Regions from separate parts of the Homo sapiens genome. Here region 1 is linked to region 2. The links are chromatin loops, found by intact Hi-C in ENCODE. Cell type or tissue: heart left ventricle. All regions are shown on one strand. Each heading gives the region's core, and the rest is flanking DNA. Links, peaks and the distances in the headings are about the cores only.

What was found. Hi-C counts contacts between places; a loop is a spot of excess contacts. Peaks named below come from ENCODE experiments on the same cell type or tissue, not always from the same donor. Only the 100,000 strongest peaks of a DNase experiment are listed, where the experiment ranks them.
Region 1: a loop joins it to region 2, with 4 times the contacts of the local background. A loop is called at or near these places in 6 of 110 quality-filtered maps.

What each region holds. Positions count from the first base shown.
Region 1 is chr13:35,716,198-35,727,001 of GRCh38, forward strand. No RefSeq gene overlaps it. Among named protein-coding and RNA genes, the nearest start is that of LINC00445, 24 kb to the left of the region's middle. RefSeq lists an enhancer at 4,220-4,720. In heart left ventricle, for the core only: a CTCF peak has its summit at 4,944 (motif pointing left); a DNase peak (open chromatin) is centred at 4,915; H3K4me3 peaks cover 394 bases; H3K27ac peaks cover 1,711 bases.
Region 2 is chr13:35,465,946-35,476,749 of GRCh38, forward strand. It overlaps NBEA (neurobeachin), which reads left to right. Exons shown (of 59, transcript NM_001385012.1): 41 at 6,455-6,591. It overlaps MAB21L1 (mab-21 like 1), which reads right to left and starts at 10,744. Exons shown (of 1, transcript NM_005584.5): 1 at 7,844-10,744. The coding sequence starts at 10,193. The coding sequence ends at 9,114. RefSeq lists an enhancer at 9,320-10,316. In heart left ventricle, for the core only: no CTCF peak of the experiment used is centred there; a DNase peak (open chromatin) is centred at 5,286; H3K4me3 peaks cover 2,942 bases; H3K27ac peaks cover 1,327 bases.

The DNA.
Region 1 (10,804 bases), core at 2,716-7,715, 250 kb after region 2:
ATTCTCCTTGAAGGCTATTTCCCTCTCGTCATCTTTTGGAGCTGTCACCCTTTGTAGATCATTCTTATTAAGCATTAACTTGGTGAATGGATGAGCATCACTTGGGAACAGCTCTGGGATATTACAAAACATAAAGCAGTCAGTGCAAACATCTGCAAAATTTGGCAATCCACTGTGGTTTCAATGAGCTAGGGGCCAAGTCCTTGACAGGCCTTGAGGTCCTTAGAGAACACTGCACAGGAAAGATTTATTTGCGGAAAGGGTGAGAAATGTCACTTTGCACTTCAGGTATGAGGTGGAGGTGGTCAGCGTTTGCAAGCATGAGTCACTGTCTAATCTTAGCCTTCATGGGTGTTGGCTAAGCTGCCCTCACCCCATTCCAACAAGTCCTTGTAATGGCTTTGAAAGAAGCTTAAAATCCAGGATCACTTCTGGAAGGAGATTTGAGGAGCAGGTGCCATCTCTGGGCCGGGCTCCCTAAATCTCTGGGTTCCAGAGCTTGTCCTCCCACCACCTGGGTGCTAACAGGAGCTTGCATCCCACTCTGCACAATCGAGTGTCTCTGAGGCCAACCAACGCTCTGGGCCCCAGCTTCGGCACCCCTTCTGAGGCGACTGGCCAGCTTGGGCTGTCGAAGGTGGGAGGCCCTGACGTACACCACCAGCCCGCTTCCCCAGCCAGCAGCCACCGAGGCCTCCTGTGCCCACTGACGAGCAGTGACATTTCAGCGAGTGAGCCGGCTGAGCCTCCTCCTGGAGTCCCCAGCAGTGCCACGGACACTCGCCTGTTTACAGAGCATGACTTTGCTTCTTGCTGCCTCACATCCTCGTTCAGCGCAGGGAGAGCAAGCAGGCCCCTTTCCCAGCAATTCCTGGATTCTCCACAGAAACTCCACAGTGATGCTGCTTGGGTTTCATGAAGGGGATGCTGGTATTTGGACCTTTCTTCTTTCCCTGGGCTTTTAAGGCAATGTCTCATGCTTCTAAGATCATTTTCCTCTGAAGGTTGGACCTTGAGATATTGGATCCCCATTTATGATCATGGATAAAACATTCCCTCCAGTTTCGGAGTATGTACTTCAGAGCTGAGGAATGTTTTCTGTACTTTATAAAATCCCATATGCGTTGAATAGCTAATATTTAGCCATCACTACAGGGCCACATGGTGACTTTCCCGGGATCTAGGCAATTTTGCTTTCATGGGCTCCTTCCTCTGTTCATTAAATAAATACATATTTGTATTTGTAAGGGGTGCCAGTGCAATTTTTTTACATGGATATATTGCCATAGTAGTGAAGTCTGGACTCGGTACATCTATCACATCAGTACATTGTACCCATTCAATAGATATTGTTTTTATGACTGTGTTGATATAAGACAAATATAATTCATGGTGGGTTTATTATTATTATTGTATTATATTCATCATTTTCTTCTGATTTTAATGGAAAATAAAAAACACTTTTTGTTTTGTTTTTGTTTCTTTTGAGACGGAGTCTTGCTCTGTCGCACAGGCTGGAGTGCAGTGGTGCAATCTCGGCTCACTGCAAGCTCTGCCTCCTGGGTTGAAGAGATTCTCCTGCTTCAGCCTCCCGAGTAGCTGGGACTACAGGCATGTGCCACCACACCTGGTTAATTTTTGTATGTAAAATAGAAAACACTTTTGGGGGCCCTAAAATTGTCGTGGGTCCTGGGCACTTTTTCCACTGAGTCTGTGGGGTGAGTCAGCCCCTCGTAGAGGCTGCCCGTATTCTTGGATTTGGTCTTGCAGCCTCACCAGGAGCCCAGAGGTTCTCAGTACCTGCACTGCAGCACCAAGCTGGTTGCAGTTTTCTATTCCAATTAGCAATGTCCCATGGCTTGGGTTCGTGTCTGGTTTATCTTTGAATCCCATCCTCACTTCTATACCTTCTGTAGATATTCAACAAAAGTTTATGGAATTAAACTGAAGTTCTAAGATAAAATTTCACAGCCACATCCCAGGAAGGTTTGGGGAGTCAGCTAATGACACTAACTAGGGACCACACGCACACAGTGCCGTGAGATCATCCAGAAGACAAATGATGGTGCTGGTTCCTTCACAACCACGTGGTGGAGACACACCAGGGGAAAAGCCTTCTGCTTAGGCCACGGATCTGGAGCCATCAGCCTTTCCTTGACCCCCAACTGCAAGTTCCTCCATCTTTGTTTTTCGTTTTTTGCTTGTGAATTAAGGTGATAATAATAACAGCAACCTTGTTAAAAAGAGGATGGATGTGAAGATATTAGGACACCACATGGGACACAGGGAATATTCAAGATGTTCGTTCACTATTTTCAGTAGTATAATCTTGTCCTGTATCCGTGTTGAATTATCACCTACATCTTAATGGCTATATTTCCAGAAATTTCTGCAATCAGCTAATATAGTGTGTGTTCAAAATCGAACTCCTTTTCTTATATTGAAACACATAAGGTGTGTCCTTTTCGCCCATGCTGTAAGCTGTTTGAGGACTGAGGCTTTGCCTCTTGTTTTTGTTCTCTCAGAGCCTAGTAAATTCCATTTATGGGGGCAGGTGTGACACAGATACACCGTGAGGCTCCCAAGGGACTGTAGCCTGAAGGATGTTACGTGGTGGATTTAACCACAGAAGTGAAGTGGTGTTTGGGCTTGTGGCTGATGGGTTTAGCTCAAAATTCTATGGATAGAGGCTTTCCCACCAAGCTATAGCATATCTACCCCTTTGCTGCCTCAGGGACTTGCCGTAAAGAGAGACAGGCGCAGGCTGGGGCAGCGGATGTAAATCTGGAAGCATACTTTCTGCAGCACCTATTGGAGCCACACACAAACTGTTCTATGAGCAAACTTGGAACTTCTGCAGAAATAAAAACTATGGACATCTTGATATGGTAGAATAACATTTTTGAGATTTTATTGGAAATAGTATTAACCGGTTTTGAAAATCTCTCCTGGTAAATCTTCCTTCTTTTCTCTCACCTGCTCTGCTTTGCCTCAGGGTGAGACAGCGCAGTTGTGAAAATCTAGAAGGCAGAGGGGAGCTGCCTCTACCTTGGCTTCCCGAAGCCTCGACCCACTAAGCTATCGTCAGGTGCCTCCAAGGCAAACCAGAAAGTACAGGAAGTTTCTCTCAGGGAAAAACCTCAAGAATGGAAAAGAACTTCCTCCACTGGTGTCTAGAAAAAACATGCTCCTCAAGACTGGGAATTAAATCCCAGGGAAGCTGGCTGAGGGGGATCCTGAACATTTTCCTGGACAGAGTCCTGAGAAGTCAAGACCCCAGAGAGGGTTTGCAGGTGGTGCTGAGCCTCATGGGAGCAGCAGAAAGAACGTCACCTCTGCATCTCAGCGCAGGGCAAAGAGAGCCTCATGCCTGTGGACAGGCTCAGCAGATGCCCCGGGGGGGGCCTCCATGGACACAGGACTCAGGGACCACATTTCCTCCAACCTCCTTGCCACAACACTAGTCAAGTTCCTGCAGTTACAACATCACCCTGGGAAAAATGGGGATTGGAATCCCTGGTTAAATGGAAAATGTGTGTCTTTCACTCAGGTAGAGTAGCACCTTGAAACAGAAATTAACTTACAGAAAAAAATGGGAAAAGTCCTATTTCTAACACTATGGAATTTGTGGTTGACACTCATTTTGGCCACAATAACGAAGACCCATGCCAAAGATGTGAGCCCCAGCAGAGACAAGCCTTCCGGATGGCCAATGGCCTGGGACCGGAAGAGGACATAGTATCTCCACGGATGACAGAAGAGTCCTTTTGATCACACTGCCTGAGTCTCTTGTGAACAAGAATAAGAACTTGCAAAAACTCCTATAGTAAATGATAGAGATGTACTTCTCTTTCCAAAGTACCAATCATTTCAAACAAATTCTCTTGGCAGCTTGATAAAGATTTGAGTTAAAGAAGCCCTCCAAGATTGCTTTATCTATAACAGTCAGGACTGGGTGAACGCTACCTGGCTACTACAGTCAAGATTTTGGGGCCCAATGTAGGTACAACCAAATGAGCAGTCTCTCTATGTGATGAAGAATGCTGCACCAGTCTGGCTTATTTCTGATTCATTTTGTTGCTGGGCACATACCAGGTGCTGAGTAAATACCCACTGAATGAATGAATGAATGAAGCCTTCTTGATTGCCCTGGGCCAATGAAGTCTGAGCCTCTCTGGAGCCCTTTGTTGCTCTGGGGCAGTAGAACTGCTTCTCGATTGGCAGGGCCTCATGCAGCCAAGCTACTGTTGATGATTCTGGCCCAGGTATACTCAGACGTTACAGAGGACTGGCTGGATGACGTCCTTCTGGGCTGAGTCAGACAGTGCCTCATTTTATAAATGACTGGAGTACAGGTATATTCCCAGCACAATGCCTGGCTCATGTTAGGCGCTAAACAAATCTTTGATGAATTAAATGGTCATGTGCTAAAATCATGCCAGATGAACCTGATGGCTGAATGAATGAATGAATGAATGCAGAAAAAACTTCGCATCCGTCAAGGGGCAGTAGGTTGGCAATCTCTGATCTGGGCTACTTTTCACAAGGTGCTTACATTTTTAAAAACTCCCATTTCTGAAGTTTTTGAATTTCCAGTGGGAAACTCTATGTCAAGCAAGCCAGCGTGGCTAGGACTCCCAGGTGCTCAGGCCAGAGCACAGGCTGGTTCCCCGGCGCGGGGCAGTCCTCTGCTCCACAACGCACTAAGGTGCAAAAAGTGGGATGGTGAGGAGATGGGAGGAGTCTCTGATTATGCTCAAGAGATGCCTGAGGGTCGGAGAAGAATCCTGGAGCTCAGCAAACAAAATGCAGCCTAGCAGATAATGCAGGCTGAGTTGGCTGCTCCTTCAAGTTCGCTGGGGGGCTGGAAGAGGGATCCCGTTGGTCTTCCGGTCCAGTCCCTGGGGACTGGGATGATGCACGGGTGCCCTCTGGTGGTCTTCTCACCAAACTGCAGGCTCTGAATGCACGGGGGTCTCTGGCTGGGGAGTGGCCTGTCCACCCAGAGGACCAGCATCACCTGTTAGGGAAAGAAAAGAATCAATCAGGGGCAGAGGAGCCAGAGCGCCTTAATTAAGTGCCTGACATTGTGGAATGTCTTCTTAGTAAGCCTATGCCCGGTTAGTCTATGTGGATTGATTTTGTGATTACATCTTGAAGTCCGGCCGCCAGGAGCCTTGATAAAATCTTTACATCTACATTAATCAGGAAAACCAGGTAGACCCCTCGGAGTACTTTCCAGATGTGTCCGGCAGATGAAGGCCTCCACGAAGATCAGTGTTCTCGGGGTCGTCATGAATTGTCAGATCCAGTAGCCAAAAGGGGCTGAGCAGCAAGAGTGGGGGAAGGAGATCAGGGGTGGGGCTGGCATGGACATTTGGAGACCTTGCTGAGAACCCAGCAAAGCCAGGCTCTGTGGAGGGGCCACAGGCCTTCATCCCTGAGCTTTCAGCAGAGGGACACCCCCTCTCTCGAGAGTGGAGAGATGGGGTCCACACGCAGGCCACTGCCAGCTGACACTGAAGAATCTTCAGGATTCTCCCAGAGAACTGGGAATTATTTCACATATTAGAACTTATCCTTAGGGGGAAAACCAAGGCTCTTTTCATCCCCATATGCAGACAAATCATCCCATGAAGTAATACGTCTTTTAAACATGTATGTACCAGGTTATGTGTTAACATGATATATTTAACCAAAGGGATGTTAGAAAGCAGGGAATTGCATGGTTCACAGGTGGATAAGACATGTAGGTAGATGATGTCTCTCACCAAAAACCACTTGGATTCAGGATAATAATGATAACCAAGAGTGGTGGCCTATAGTCCCAGCTACTCGGGAGGCTGAGGTAGGAGGATCTCTTCAGCCCAGAAGTTCAAAACCAGCTGAGCAACATAGACAGACCATATCTTGGAAAGGAAAAAAAAATACACACAACAACAACAACAAAAAAAAAAAAACCCAAAAACGATTTCATATATTGGGTCCTCTTCAAGAATCTGGAGAAGGAAACACTTAATCCAGAGCCCAAACGATCATAGAGTTTGAACTGTTTCATCATAAAATTACAGCTTATGCCCCTATGGGTTCTTTTGTTTGTGCCTCTACAAGTGACTAAAACAGCCGTTTAAATATTGTGGATGCTTATTTTTGCAAAGGCAAAAAGCATGGGTTAAGCATGCTCCACTTACAATAATCACTCACCCATTCAACGGGTGACAAAGCTGAGGCTCTTAGGATGTGGCTGTGTGTTTCACGATAACTGCAATGAGGAAGGACAAAGCGAATCTAGCGTCCCTACATCCTTTCACAGGGAGAATGCTTCGCTGGTGCCCCCTGAATGCACAGCCACAGCAAGCACACTTTCTTCTGGCTTCTTGGAAAAGACAGGCCGCGAGAAGTGATTTCTGAGAAAAGCAATACCCCTCAATGAAAAACTGGTCATAAAACATAAAAGAGGAACTGCCCTCCTCTCACCAACAGTAATGTGCCTTCTACTGTATCCTGCCTTCTAAAGGCTTCAAATGGTAAAAGAGCCGAATTTGAAACATTTGCTGCATTGAGGCAAAATTGAGCTTAGCCAGGATCTTTATGGCTCTTATAAATATTTATACTTAATAACATCTGGGCCTGAGCTTTAGTTTCTAAGCTCACATTTGCTCAACAAGTCTGGTTGTGTGTGTGTGTGTGTGCCTGCGTGTGTGTGTGTGTAAATGAGAAATGAGTTTCAGGAGGATATCTTTAGTTTGGTATTTTTGTTTTTATATTCGTTTCTCTTAGCATATCTTATAAGAGCCAAGCTAGGGTTGGTTTGATTTATTCATTTTACTACTAATCAAAAGGCACGAAGTGAAGGAGGATGGGAAAAAAGGGCGAATGGAAGGTGGGAGCTCTCTTAGGACCAGCTCACACAGCTGAGAGTTGCGCAAGTATCTGCAAATGTCAGGCCCCCAAATCTACTTTTGCCTGAATTCTATGATTGGCTGTCCCAGAGGTCCTGAATTTCCTCTAAATAATTGCATAATGTTCTCACTTTGTTTTAGCTAAGATGACTTAGTCATGAGAATCAAACAAATGTTGTCGAGTTCTTCATGTTTTCCAAAAGCTTTTCAAGGACTTGATTTATTATTTTTGAGTAGGTCAAGATCAGCCACGTTTGCATAGCCAGAGAGCAATTATGTCTTTTGAACTTAAAGGACAAATATGAGTGAATGCAAATGAAGTCAGCCCTCAATTTTCTGCACTAGGAAAAGCAAGACGATTCAAAAAATCAGTGGTATTTGGTTTGGAAATGGGTTTGTGCTTTTAATCAAATCCAGTACTTTTTAATTTTGTGGAATTCACTTTCAGGAAGGAAAGGAACCTTGCTTTGAAGGACTGACTTGGAGCTTGGAAGCGCTTTTCTTCTCTCCTCTTCTCTTGTTTCTCAATGAACAAGAAGAAGGGGAGAAGAAGGCTTCCTTGCCAGCTTCAAAGGTTTTAGGGAAAGCTGTACTGCCCTTGTAAATACCTCTGCCGCAAAAACAGCAGTACAATTCATTTTGCAAGGGGCTCCCCAGCAAGGATGAACGTTGCAGAAAAAGCAAGTGAATACTAGAAGATCCATATGTCAGTAAAGCAAGGAATTAAAATGTTAGTGTTTCCTGCAGAAAGAGTGAGCTGTCAACTTGGAAAATAATTAAATGGTAAGTGCTGTCAAAGAATTTGAAAGATTTGCCTGAGGTAAACCAAAATGCAGACAACTGATGCATAGGATAACACAGCAGATACACACGGCTAGATGCCAGGGAGGATATTTTGACATAGACAAGGGAAGTGACTAGTTCAAGGTCACTTGGGAGTTAAATTCCGCAGCTTATCTCCCTGTGACTGTAGTCCCCTGGCCGCCAGTACTTACGTTCCGTTGCCTTGTATTGTTGCATAAGCACTTAGCTTTGTTTTCTGTTCATCAGTGCAAGTGTGATGCTACCAATTCCATTCTTAGCACCAGACTTTTCTGACTCTAAGCTCCCTCTGGGTGTCAACATCGTCTCCCTTGAAAGCAGAGATAAGCCTACACTGTGTTATTAGAAGCAAAGGGTTTGAGAAAATGTTTTTTCCCCACCCTCAGCTCATCCTCCAACATGTGATTGAAAGTGAGAGTGAAACAGAAGATAAATGTCCTCCTCCTTGACTTGGAAGTTGGTTTTTGTCCAAAGGTAGAAGTCTTTGGAGTGAGATAGCAGGTAGAATTACACCTCATTTTCCTAACGATACAGGCACTATAATAACCTTGGAAAAGTAATCCTCAACACGATACCCATAGGAGTATTTCTAATAAGTAATTTGAAATCATATAACATTCCTGCTGTGGTGCAGTGCAAGGGAACCATGAGGAGATTAGATTTATTTTCTCATGTTTTTCCAAATGAGGCCGAGAGGCAGGAAGAGGGGCATCGCCTACTTAATACTAATACTCTGACATTGTGTGACTATGTTCTTAGGCCCAGATCCAAATGGTGCTCTGGCTGAGAGAAACCAAAGCTGAAAGCTGAGAACCATCAATCTCCGAAGCTGAGCTTTTTCAGATGCTTTCTGAAAACTGAGTATGCACATGATGGCTGGTGCATCCTGCGATTTCTAAAGGCTGGGGACTCTGGGAATGCACTGATGAAAAGCAATCCCAAAAGGAATCGACAAAACCGAGTCTTTGAAACAGAGACTCAGATTTCAGGGGTAAAACAAATGATTGTGTTTAATATAGAAGAAAGCAAATGCTACTTTAATTTGTTAGTTTCACAAAAATTCATTATGCCAGAAGGAGAAGGGGATAGAAAAGATTTCTAGTCTAGCATTTTAAGTATAACAAAAATAAAATTTGTGAAATATGAGTACGAAGTATCAGGTGGAGGAAAGAGTTACATGAACAGTTTTCACCTTTAAGTCTTGACGATTCTGTTAGGCATGCTCACTTAGAACCATAGCTACCATTTTGGGGCACTTACTGGAGATCAGACACTAAATTAAGTATGTACCTGATGAGCATTATCTTGATTGATCCTGATGACAATCCTGAGAGGCAGGAGCGAGTATTCCCATTTTCCAAATAGGAAAATTGAGATTCAAAGAGGTAATTAATTTTCCCCAAGATCATGCAGTTTGTCTTCGGAGTAGCTAGGATTCAAACCCAGACTCGGGAGCCATCAGTAGGCTGCCTGCATCCCAGAATGCATCACTTTAGTAGTTCAAGGCCCCTCCTCCACCAAAAAAAAGAAGCTAATTGTGGAACCAGAGCTTAATTCAGACCCAGGGGAAAGTTTGGGCCCTCTTAAAACTAAGATGACTGGGTGTGGTGGCTCATGCCTATAATCCCAGCACTTTGAGGGGCTGAGGCTGGACGGGGGGATTGCTTGAAGCCAAGAGTTCTAGAACAGCCGGGGCAACATAGCAAGACCCTTCTCTACAAAAAAAAAAAAAAGAAAAGAAAGAAAGAAAGAGAAAAGAAAAAGAAGAAAGAAAGAAAGAGAAAGAAAGAAAGAAAGAAACCTAAGGTAACCAGCCACCTGGGAGCCCTGTTCTAATAATATAGGTTACTGAAGAGCAGGACTCTACAGATTTACCAAAACCAATATTTTAAGGATATTGTCAGAATTTGATGAGAAGAAAAGACAAGGCTTGTGGTCACTCTGAATAATCCCCAGAACATAAACCAGAAAAGGCAAGGAAGAGATGTTCACACCGGATTGAACTTGGGCTGAGAAAGCAACAGAAGCAAGGTCTGTAATTGGGAGCAATGGGTTCACTTTGAGAGAGCAAAGAGGAGCGCTTCTGAGAAGCCTTGGTGCCAAGACCAATATTATCTTATATTAAAAAATAATTGAAACTGATACAAGGCTTTTGCAGGTCCAAATTCACCATGACCAGGAGAAGAACAGGGGGTGGGGCAAGCAGTTGAGGATAGCAACCAATTTTCAGTAGCCTGGGGAAGGAGGAGAAGGGGAGCCGACGAAATTCAATATTCCAGAAGTTAAAGCCTCATGCTTGTAGAGAACAAAAGAAAACACACCTAATGGAGTAGAATAATAAAGGGAACACTCTGCATTCAGAGGGATTGGGTCCTTCAAAGACCTTTGCTAATAACACAGGGGACTCCATCTCCTTACACCTGTGGGGCATTATTATTTGCAGGCTACTCTCTATTGCAAACCTGGCCATTGACAATGGTAAGAAAGTACCAACTGGACAATTGCATTCTAGCCTTGACAGGATTAGGACCCAACGCCACCTGGGAAGAGAATAAGGCAGCAATAGCTGGGGGCCCACTGCCTAGGTGCTCATTTCGCCAGTGGGAGGGAAATTTTCGGTGTGGTCTCGTGAATGATGAGGTCACCCATTCCCTTCCTCTCTCCCTCCCTCACTCTTTCCAGAACAGCTAAAAAGTTCTGCAAATAACTCTCTGTTAACCAGCCACATGGTTAAGGTTAACAAAGTGAGTTATTTGAGTATGGCTAATGGAGAGTTGTATATTTTTTAATAGATGGCTAGTTTGCAGAGAATGAGAATATACCAAAGCAATTATCCATAACCATTTTGGCTTATGTACCCTCTAAAATAGTCTGAAAAACTTTGTACCCCCACCCATATTTTTCAGTTGACATCTAAGTTTTTTCATCATAAGTTTGTGTAATTGCAAAGGATTTAACTTTGTAAAATTCTACAATTCAAAATATAACTGTTATTAACTTCCTTAAATGTATCCAACTGAATGGTTTAATACCCACCATCATCCACTTAAAAAATACAAGTACAAACTCTTGTTTAATAG
Region 2 (10,804 bases), core at 2,647-7,646:
AATTATGTATTATAAATACATTAAGGTGGGATTTTAGATAATAGTGTAAAAATAGATGATCTACTATGATGAACAAATAATATGCTAAATTTCAGTATTCAGTTGCTCATATAAGAGGGCTCCATTCCTTCCATGTCTGTTTTAGACTGTGCTAAGTTGAGTTTTTCAGATGTAGGTTTACTCTCATCTCAAAACACCTAATATGTGTTCTTCATCTGTCTCATTTTATACAATAATAATCTAAGGAAACTATGATCTGTGGGGATAATTAGTTATTGTTAATCTTAGTGTTAAGGATAGATTATGCTCAAGAAGTCACCTAGCAGCATCAAGAGGCCAATTCCTGAAAACAGTGAGCTTTTGTGTAAAATTTGAGTTTATAGAATATTTATAATGGATAGTTTAGGGGAGAGTACATTGTGTCTTTGTGAATATGTTGGGGAGGAAGTAGTACTGAAGTTTAACTTCATAACCCTTAAGGCATTGTATTCTATGAGTTGTTAAAGTATTTTTATTTTATTCAAGCAAAAACATCCTGTAACTATTTCCATGCAAAAAAAGTTCAGGGCTGGAGTGCAGTGTCACTGTCATAGCTCCCTGCAGCCTTGACTTCCAGGGCTCAAGGGATCCTCCCACCTCAGCTTCCTAGGTAGCCAGGACAATAGGCATGTGCTACCAAACCCAGCTAATTTTTTAAATTTTTCATAGAGATGAGATCTCGCTATATTGCCCAGGCTGGTCTCAATCTCCTGGCCTCAAGCAGTCCTCCCGCCTCAGCCTGCCAAAGTGCTGGGATTACAAGTGTGAGCCACCATGCCCAGCCCTAAAAAAAAAGTTTGAAAATTTCAAAATACCATTGCTCTGAAATTTTATCTGGACAGCTATCAATATTATTTGTATATAAATAAAACAGTCACTATCTGTAGACTTTGCTACTATGATTTTTTTTTATTTCCTTAAGATACTTCAGTCACCTGAAACCCAGAGAACCATCCTGGATATCTAAAATTTGGGAATCTAAAATTTTTTACAGTATTTTTTCTAGAACTTCCCCCCTCCATGCACATACACAAATACCTCCATTTTTATAATGCCCAAAGCTTTCCTAGGATTCCAAAACAAAGTTACAACTTTATTATATTCTTCAGTAATTTGTTTTGAGATTAAAACATCTTATTATTTATTTCTATGGGGGAGAATGTTTTAGGGAAACTGACTGTACCATACTTAAAAATAATGAGTCTATGGCCAGGTGCGGTGGCTCAGACCTGTAATCCCAGCACTGTGGGAGGCCAAGGCGGGCGGATCACAAGGTCAGGAGTTCAAGACCAGCCTGGCCAACATGGTGAAACACCATCTCTACTAAAAATACAAAAATTAGCTGGGCATGGTGGTATGCACCTGTAATCCCAGCTCCTTGGGAGGCCGAGGCAGGAGAATCGCTTAAACCGGGAGGCGGAGCTTGCAGTGAGCCAGAGATCATGCCACTGCACTCCAGCCTGGGTGACAGAGCAAGACTCCATCTAAAAAAAATAAAAGAGTCCAAAGCAGTGACAGATATTTTAGATATGTTCAGTCACTCATGCTATGAATTATTTCCCTACAATGTATACCACTTTATAAAAATAATTGTAAAAATTTACTCCCTTATTATATTTTTGTCCTGATTTCTTTGGAATAATATTATTTTACATTGAACATAAAGAATTTCAGATTAGTTTTAGTTCTTCTAAATAATGTCAGGATTTTAAGTTTAATAATTCTACTAAGATTAGTCAATGTTTATTATCCCAAAATAACAATATTTTACATGTTCTAAAAGCAAACTGAGCATGTAGTTTCCAAGTAATTGAAGCTGAAGAAAATCCATATAGCTAATACAACTTTTAACAATATTAAACTAAGGTTAGGAAATATTCAAGTGATTCTAAAATACATTATAATTTTATGTACCCTAAATATAGTTTACCAATTGAAAGTCATCAAATACTTCTAACAATTCCAATTTTAATTAAACTCCAACTCTTTTTTTTCCATACGTAGTCTTTGCTGTGCTTTACATTGAAAGTTGTAAAGAAGCTTAGCATTACTTGGAAATTTAATAGCCATCGTTGCCTTTTAATCACTAGAATGCAGTGTACCCCCTCCTGAAAATGATTTACACCCCCCCCCCACTCCCCTCCCCTGAAAATGATTAATCCCTGCAATTGAGAAAAAGAAAAAGCAGCCTCTGACCTCTGGGAACTGGCCTGCCTATATCTAAGCCTCATTCTTTTTGAGAACTGTCCTGGAGCTCACAGCTAGGCCATGGCGTTCTCTTGTTGGACATAAACAACCTCACAGAGCACCAACTTCATACAGGGTTGTGTGATGATGATGTGAGACAAAAAACAACTTTATAATTTTGACTAAGCACAGACAAAAGCAAGATCACTGTGCATACCACAAAAATACCAGACATTCCCCTCTTTTGGCTAATATGAGTGACTGCTACATCTCTTCAATTAGAGCTTTAGCATACATACATTTAGTCTTCCTTCCCTCTAGATAAGATTGATTGAAATACTTAATCATTGAATTATTTCTGATGCCTGACAGAGCCCAATCCAGAGCAAAGCCCTGCTTTCCTGAACTCTTCCCAAAATCACTTAAGTAAAATCCAGATCCTACAATGAGTCTTTTAACACCCCTAAGTCACCCCATGGTACTTATTGTTGTCAGTTTCTCTCACTGCAATGAGTAATAAAACCCACTTGTTCAACTACAGATGTGTTCTTGGTGGTCTTTGGCAAGAAAGCATTGACACATCCAATAACTTAAAATTTGTGAATATTGGACTATTAGTTCTGTAAAAATATAAAAGAGTTTTGTGGCCGTGCACAGCGGCTCATGCCTGTAATCCCAGCATTTTGGGATGCCAAGCCAGGTGGATCAACTGAGGTTAGGAGTTCAAGACTAGTCTGGCCAACATGGTGAATCCCTGTCTCTACTAAAAATACAAAAATTAGCTGGGCACAGTGGTGCGTGCCTGTACTCCCAGCTACTCAGGAGGCTGAGGCAGGAGAATCGCTTGAGCTCGGGGGGCAGAAGTTGCAGTGAGCCAGAGATTGAGCCATTGCACTCCAGCCTGGGTGACAGAGCAAGACTCTATCTCAAAAAAAAAAAAAAAAAAAAAGAATTTTGTAAAGTTTTACCAAAATGTCAGCATATTATTAAGATTTCTGTGCTTGAAATTTTTATTTTCATCAAGATAATCTAAACCCACAAGTATTTAACATTCTACTTTTAAAATATATTTGATAAATTGTTTCTTTTTTAATATAAAATGTGTACTTTCTACTGTAGGTCCATGATGAGGTTTACCATCTCAATTGGTTAAAGATCTTACAGCTCTAAAGAGAAGTTATTATTTTAAAGATTCATTATGCTTGGGCGGTTTTTGTTCTAGTTCAGATTTTAAATTAGATAAATGGGAAGTAATACCCCTATACTTCTTTCAAAAATAGTAATGGATCAGTATTTTTTAAGCATTATATTGCCAGTTGTAAAAAGTAAATAACATTTATATTTTCCTTTTAATTACCACTTTAGATGGTGGAATTTTAAATTATTATATGCATCAATGCAATAGGAAGAGGTTTGTCTTATCCATTTGTTTAACATTTAATATCAATATTTCTATGTGTGCCGAGGACATTATAATTTATTCTTTTATTGCTATAGTAGTGATTGGGATGAATATATTTACAGTCATTCCTCAACTCACTACACCAAGCAAAGTTTAGGAGGTTAAATGTGTAGTTACTTAAGTTATCTTCTAGAACAGAATCAGCTAGATCACCATCTCACCATCATTCAGAGATGCTATTCTTTGTAAACTATTTTTATTTGGAAAGGGATCCGAGGTTTTCAAATAACCAAGTACTGTATGGAAGATGTGCTGGCTTGTGATTGTGCCTTATGTAAACATTTTAATATCGGATCCCTAAAATCCAAAGGCTCCCCCAAAGGGGATTAAAACATAATCCCCTCTCTCTATTCTGTAGTGGATTAACTCTGTATTCTCTCTGCGGCTGGTTTGCTCCCTGAAGACTACAACAAAAAGATTCAGTGCTCCTTAAACATGCTATGGAATTGGAAGTTGTAATTGGAGATTTCCAAAGGACGAGGGTAAAAATGACACACTATTAATGCTGAATATTTCATGATGGTCTTTCTTAAAGAAAGACCAGTTCGAAGCCCTTTTATAAATGCCCAGAAAATCTCCTCAACAGAAGGATATTGGAGTAAAATCCAAAGGAAGCCGTCCCCTTTCAGAAACACAGAGAAGTAGAGAAGATATGCTCCCCACGGAAAGTTCACGGATGTGTACTTAAAATTTGTAATGTATTTCAATAAATCAATGGGTATGGTTTTGATGTTTCACGATCTTTTTTTTTTCATGTTCTCAATTTGGATACGTTAAATTACTTTTTAAGAGAAAGAAGTAATTCACCATTTTTAGTGTTTTTGACCATTATTTGTCTCCAAATGCCAGAAACCTCTGTTAAACTATAAATCTTGATAGTCCTCTGTCTTTAGAATGGAGACTTTTTTGAGGTTTTTAGCAATGCCCAACAATGTACAACTTTGTTTCCAGTGTGAACCAAATCACCTTTCTCACCTTGCCCCAAGCAAGAGTAAACCGCATAGATTTCTTCAGAGAGAAGATAGGAAAAGTGGCATCCAAGGGAGCGTCCTGGTTGCTTAAGGGTTAAGGGAGCGGTTCGAACCGGCCCGAGCGTTGGGGGATTCGGAGGAGGGCGCGGGAGGCAGGAGGCGCCGCCAAGCGCGCGCACAGACCCTCCAATAAACACAAAGGAGGGCCTGGGGAATAGAAACCCAAATCCACTTGTAATCGTACAAGAGATTCGGGCGTAATTACTTGAGCAATCTAGATTAAGATTGATGATCCTTTAAAGTGGTGCTTCAGATCGACTGCCTCTCCCTTTCCAAAGAAAAACCTTGTGCAACCGAGGTGGACCCCGACTCGGCTGGGCAGAGGCCGAGGCCCAGAGTCCGCGAGCCCCGGGGGCTCATCGGGGGATCGAGAGCAGTGAAATGAAAGACAGGGCTGTGCGTGGGTCTGGCCCGGGCAGTCCCGACAGGGCTGAAAGCTGACACTGTCACAGTTTGCTCCTTAGCCACCCCCTTGTAATCGCGACAGAAGCCAGCCCAGCCCTCTGTGTTCCCGCAGCCTCGGGAACGGCCCGGCATTGTGCAGGACGGTCGCAGATTGGGTGTGTGCTGCGCCAGGGAAAGCCAACTTGGCCGCCTCTCCCGAGCCCGGCCCGGCGGGGGCCGAGGGCGGTGTCGGCGCGAGGGCTCTCCGCCCGGAGGGCCGAGGCCTAGCGGCCGCGGGGAACCTAACTTTTTATTGCCTTTCTCCGACTGTTATTGTGACGCATCTGACTGTATGCATTTGAGAGAAGTGGAAGGGATTATGATGCGCCCTTGCTACCTACAAATGAATAGTTACATCCGATCCCCACGTTATGTATAACGTTATATCGTGTTTCGAATCCAGGATTGCGAAGAATGGCTCCCTTTGGGGAGACTTTACAGAAAACATTTAGGTAATATCCCATTTGAATTCATATTCCATACGCGTAATTCGTGATTTTCAACCTTAACAGATTGAGGGAATTCGAAGCAAGCACCCTGGCAGGCACTTCTAGTGAAGCTGTTTCTGTAGTTTCAAAAGTTGAGAAGTAGCACTTTCGCACGGTTTTTTGAGAACCGTTTTGTTCAAGCGTCTTACATTTTCATCACTTTTGATATATTCTCTGTAAGAAAATGACTAAGATTTTCGTTCTTTTCTACGTAAGAACTTTATGTAATGTCCGTATGCACGCGTATGTATGTGTGTGTAGCGCGCCTTAGGAGACCGATATTAGATTAATCTTCCTGCAAGAGGCAAACCGCTCTGAACAGCGGAATTTATCATTTAGATCCTTGCCCCCTTCTCGTCCTCTCGCCTCTCCTTGGGGAGCGCCGCTGCTGAGTGGAACGGCTTCGCGCGATGGCTGGTCTTGGGGGCAGTGCTGACTGCCTAGGGTCTCTGGAAAAGCCAGTGATACTCAATGGAGAATTGGGGCATTTGTCCGTTCTGCACTTTTAAGTAAGTTAATGGCAGCCCCTTACCAACCATGTAGGATTTCTAGGTGGAAATTGAGCGTTATTCGGTATCCTGACCTCCTGGGTTTTCATACCATTTTTTCTCTCTAGTCTCGTTATAAGGTAATGTATAAAAGCTAAGTAGTCCTTATCTTACGTGAAAAAAGAGTTTGCCGCATAATACAGGCACCATTTTTTCTAGTGCATCCTTACCAATAAAAACCTCTGGTACCTTTCTGGGAGGGAGCAGGAAGGGCCACAGGGGCTCAGCCTGACTCCCCTTGTCCTTGCCTTGCAGGCCCAGTGGTTCTCAGCACCCCTGCCCAGCTCATCGCTCCCGTGGTGGTGGCCAAGGGGACTCTCTCCATCACCACGACAGAAATCTACTTCGAGGTAGATGAGGATGATTCTGCCTTCAAGAAGATCGACACGAAAGTGAGTTAAAGCGATTCCATGTACAGTATTGGTGGCTTTGTGGCAGGAAGTGGTTTTCAATTTTGTTTGGTTTTACCTGACAGTGGAGGAGGGGAGCACATTCTCCTCTTTCTCATAGAAAATAAAATGAATGAAATAGCATGTTCTCTTTATGGAATTGAAGAATATATTAATGAATTTAAATCCTGTATTACCAGAGCATGCACATTTTAACAGTCTTTCTATGAGTGCCTTTGTTTGCATTTGGGCAGATTTGGTAGTTAAGCCAATTGCTTCCAAGTCCCTGGGGCCCAGAATCTCAGGCTCTGAGGCTGACTTTGAAAGGTCTTGAGAAATTTCTTATTAAGATCACTTTTAATTTTCAAAACTTTATATTGTAATGTGATTATTGAAAAGTTATAAGGAAACTGGGGGGAGAGCATTTAGATATAAATTAATCTCCATTAGTACACCCATTTTGTCCATCTCCTGAAATAAGAATGGGTTTTATATGTGGATTTAAGAGAAAAGCAACTGATTCTCTGAGCTTTGATTTTAAATATATATGCTAGCACTCAGATGTTTAAATATTGTATTCTTTGGATATAATGCCAGAAAATACAAATTTGGACCATTTAAATGCATATTTATTAAATGTTATTGTGTAGATTTTAAACACCAGAGTATTAGAGTAGCTCTTTCTCAGCATTTTCTGAGATCTGTTCTAATGTTTTAACTTTCATGTTACTGTGCAATTTGCAAACTTCTATTCTGGGGTTAAGAATTCAACAGCATGAAGTGTCATGCTAGAAATTCTAGCATCATTTTGCAAAGATCTTCCTTTATTTTCAGAGGCAGTTATTCTAAAATAGTCAAAGACAAATGCTCCCACAGATCCAGAACTTTATTGTTTTTAATTTAGATATTGAAATAAAATGTTATAAAATAGTATTTGTAGACTAGAGCTGAAATCCAAAAATTTACCATCACCTGAATTAACTAACTTAAGGCCCATAGGTGATCAGCCTTTTCAGCACTTGTTGACTACTAAACTCTTCCAAAGGAGAGCCATGGGACTTCTTTTACTTCTAGCTGCAAATGTAGTTTTTAAAATGAGCTTGAATGCACTGTATTTTATTTTAAAATAACTTAAATTTTGTGTTCATCCTTTTATTAGCTTGCCCTATGAAGTCAAAAAGAAATGTTGAATTTCTAATGAATTTATTCTGCTAATGGAACCCTTATTACATAAAATAAGGTTTGACATAAAATATATTGGTCAGAAAGGATCGTTTTATTAGTTTTCATACATAATTTTCGAAGTTTCATTATGACTTTGTTAAGTTCATTTCCTCTGAATTAGTCAGATTTTTAACTCAGTCATCTCTACTGTCATGATAGACTTTTTTTCTTATATTATCAAAAATGCTACAAGAAGAGCAAGCTTTCAAAGGTAGATTTAAATTGTTTCTGTTGTAGAAAGGAATTGTCTTACAAGTAAGTTAGAGACTGAGAGTAGATTGTTATCTTATGGACCTATACAGAAAGAGCTTTTCTCCAATGTTTTATTTTTAAGGATTTCATTAGCATATTTCTCAAAATATTTAAGATATTCAAGTGGGTTTGATTTTCAAAATGCATCATTACATCTTGTGATAGGAAACAATTTAAAGTGAGACACAACAACTTTTATTTTACTTCATTTATTACCATCTAATTAAATAAAAACCAGCAACAAATTAAAATCTAAATCACAAAAGTAATTATCCAGTGTATTTCAAGTGCATTTTTCAAATATATAATTCAGATATTCAAGCGTTATTATATAAGCTGAATTCAAATTTCTTTGAATATATTTAAATAACATTTCAAGTATATTTATGGAATGTTAGAAATAGAACAAGCAATATTTGAAACAAAATGTAAACTTTTTAAAGTTCAGACACTTTCAAAGACAGATAAAAGTACCAGGAAGAAATCTACCTTTAAATGATATCTTTGTTAGTGGAAAATGTCTGGAAGTATCCAGAATGGCAATTTAAGTTCTGTTCACCAAATCACAAAACACCAACATCCACACTTTCAAAGACAATGTGAGATCACAATATTTGTTACAAATCAAAATATACATTACAGTTTCTTTCAGATGGCATATCCAAATCGTGTTTACTCACAGACAGATGCACCTAAATCACCAGGATTGCTATAATCCTTTGATAGTTAGGCAGAGTGTTCGTCTCGGTCTGGCGTTACAGCTGGGCTGTTTACGGAGTGTTACGGTGTACTTTTCAAGGGAGATAGGAAATCGTGTGGAAAGAAGTCTTCTAATACTAGTGGCTTTGGGTTTTTCTCCATCCGCTTCCCCTACTTTTTCTCCCCTTGTGGGGGTGGGTGAGATGATGTTTAAATATTGTATTATTATTCCTTTTTAAAGGAAGAGATTGTTTGCACTGCGGAGTGGAATATTAGGAATTGAACAGAAGTTTACACTTAATAAGGACTTTGAGAAGGGTAATAATTTCGGCTCTTGATTAAATCATCCTCTAAAGTTTTTCCAAACTTTTCGGGTTGGTCAGGATCTCTCTTGCCAGTCGCCACGTTTGTTTGGCAGCGTTTTCCAGAGCTGAGTGAGGTTTGCCTTGAAACAGATCTAAGTTCGGTAGAAAGTAGTGGGGACACCGCCGGCACTGCAGGCAGGAGATAAGTTGCAGCAAAATCCCGTTCAGCCGATCACCCAGGCAAGACTCGTCCCAGTCCGACTCTCGGGGATGCTTTTCACACTCGTAGGAAACCAGAGTCTTCATATGGTAATTGTTCAAGGGCTGGCCCGGCAGTTCAAGGTGACGATCCCTTAAGGTTTTGAGGATGGAGAGGCACTTCTTTCTGCAGCCCCCCATCTGCAGTCTGTTCTCTGCCTCCGCGAACTGCAGCACCCAGGCGTCGCTCTCCGCCGAGCTCTGCTTGCCGGCCAAGGAGTGGCACTCCTTGGACAAGAGATTGAAACCTTCCGCCTTGACCTCCGCCACCCGGTTGGGTCCCGGCCAGGGGATGTGGGGAAGTGGCCAGTGGGCAGCACTCCTCGGCCAGATCCCGGTGCATTTAAAGGCCGGCGTGATCTGCACCACGTACCTATCTCGGATTCTCAGTTTCACTTCGCTGGTGTCTGCCACCATCTTTACCACATCCCGGTAGCTACATTTGTCTACCGCTTGAGCCACCAGCGTCTGAAACCTGGACCGGATTTTGCGCGCCGAGAGGTAGCCGGAGGCGGTAATGAATTCCACCCAGAGGGACATGCTCCTCTTGCGCCCGTCGCTCAACTTCAGCACCGCGCAGCCGGGCAGTGAGCCATCGTCCACGAAGTTGAACACCCCCATTTGGTTGAGATAAAGCACCACTTCAAATTCGGTGGGGGAGATGACCTCGAGGCCCTCGTAGCGATTGTCCATCTCGTTGAGAGAGCTGATGAACCGCGGCTCCTGCACTTCCACTTCCTTCAGTACGTCGGAAACTACTTTGCAGACTTCCCGGATAGTTTTGGCAATGGCAGCTTTCCTGGCTTGGCATTTTTCGTTGTAGTATTTATTCAGATGGTAGACCAGCTTGGCCTGGGCCGCAATCATGTTGGGGCAGAGATCCGGATTGTACACCGGAGTCTCGCAGTAAGCTGTGGGATCCAATGCGGCTGCTAGAGCTGGAGCCAACTTCGGTGGAGAAACGGGCCGCAACACTCAGAAATGGATCAAAAATGCCTTTCGGAAGTGCTGCAGCGTTGGTTTCCCTGCTGCTGCTGCTGCTGCTGCTGCTGCTGCTGCTGCTGCTGCTGCTGCTGCTGCTGCTTTTCCCTTCCTTTTATCTTTGAGCCCAGCCGTTCTTAAAGTGAAAGACTGTCCTCCCCCCTCTGCTTGTCTCTCTTCCTCTTTTAAAGAATCCTTGTGTGAGAGAACCGCATGGAGAGATCACCTTCTCAGGAATAAAAAACAAAAGTTGCGCTGAGACCCAGCAAAGCTCTTCCAGTAGTCAAAATAAGCACCCCTTTCCGTATTTATTTGCGCTTTCCCGTAATCATTGTGTGTGCAGCACTGTTAATCAAATGGAGGAAAAGTGTGCTGAGTGTGTGTCCGGGGTGAGTGTGCGTGTGTATATGTCAGAAGAAGCTGCTGTTGGTTTGTCTAAGAGCCCAGATGCACTCGTGTGGAAATTATAAAGGCAGGGCCAGGCAGGCGGGCGGCCA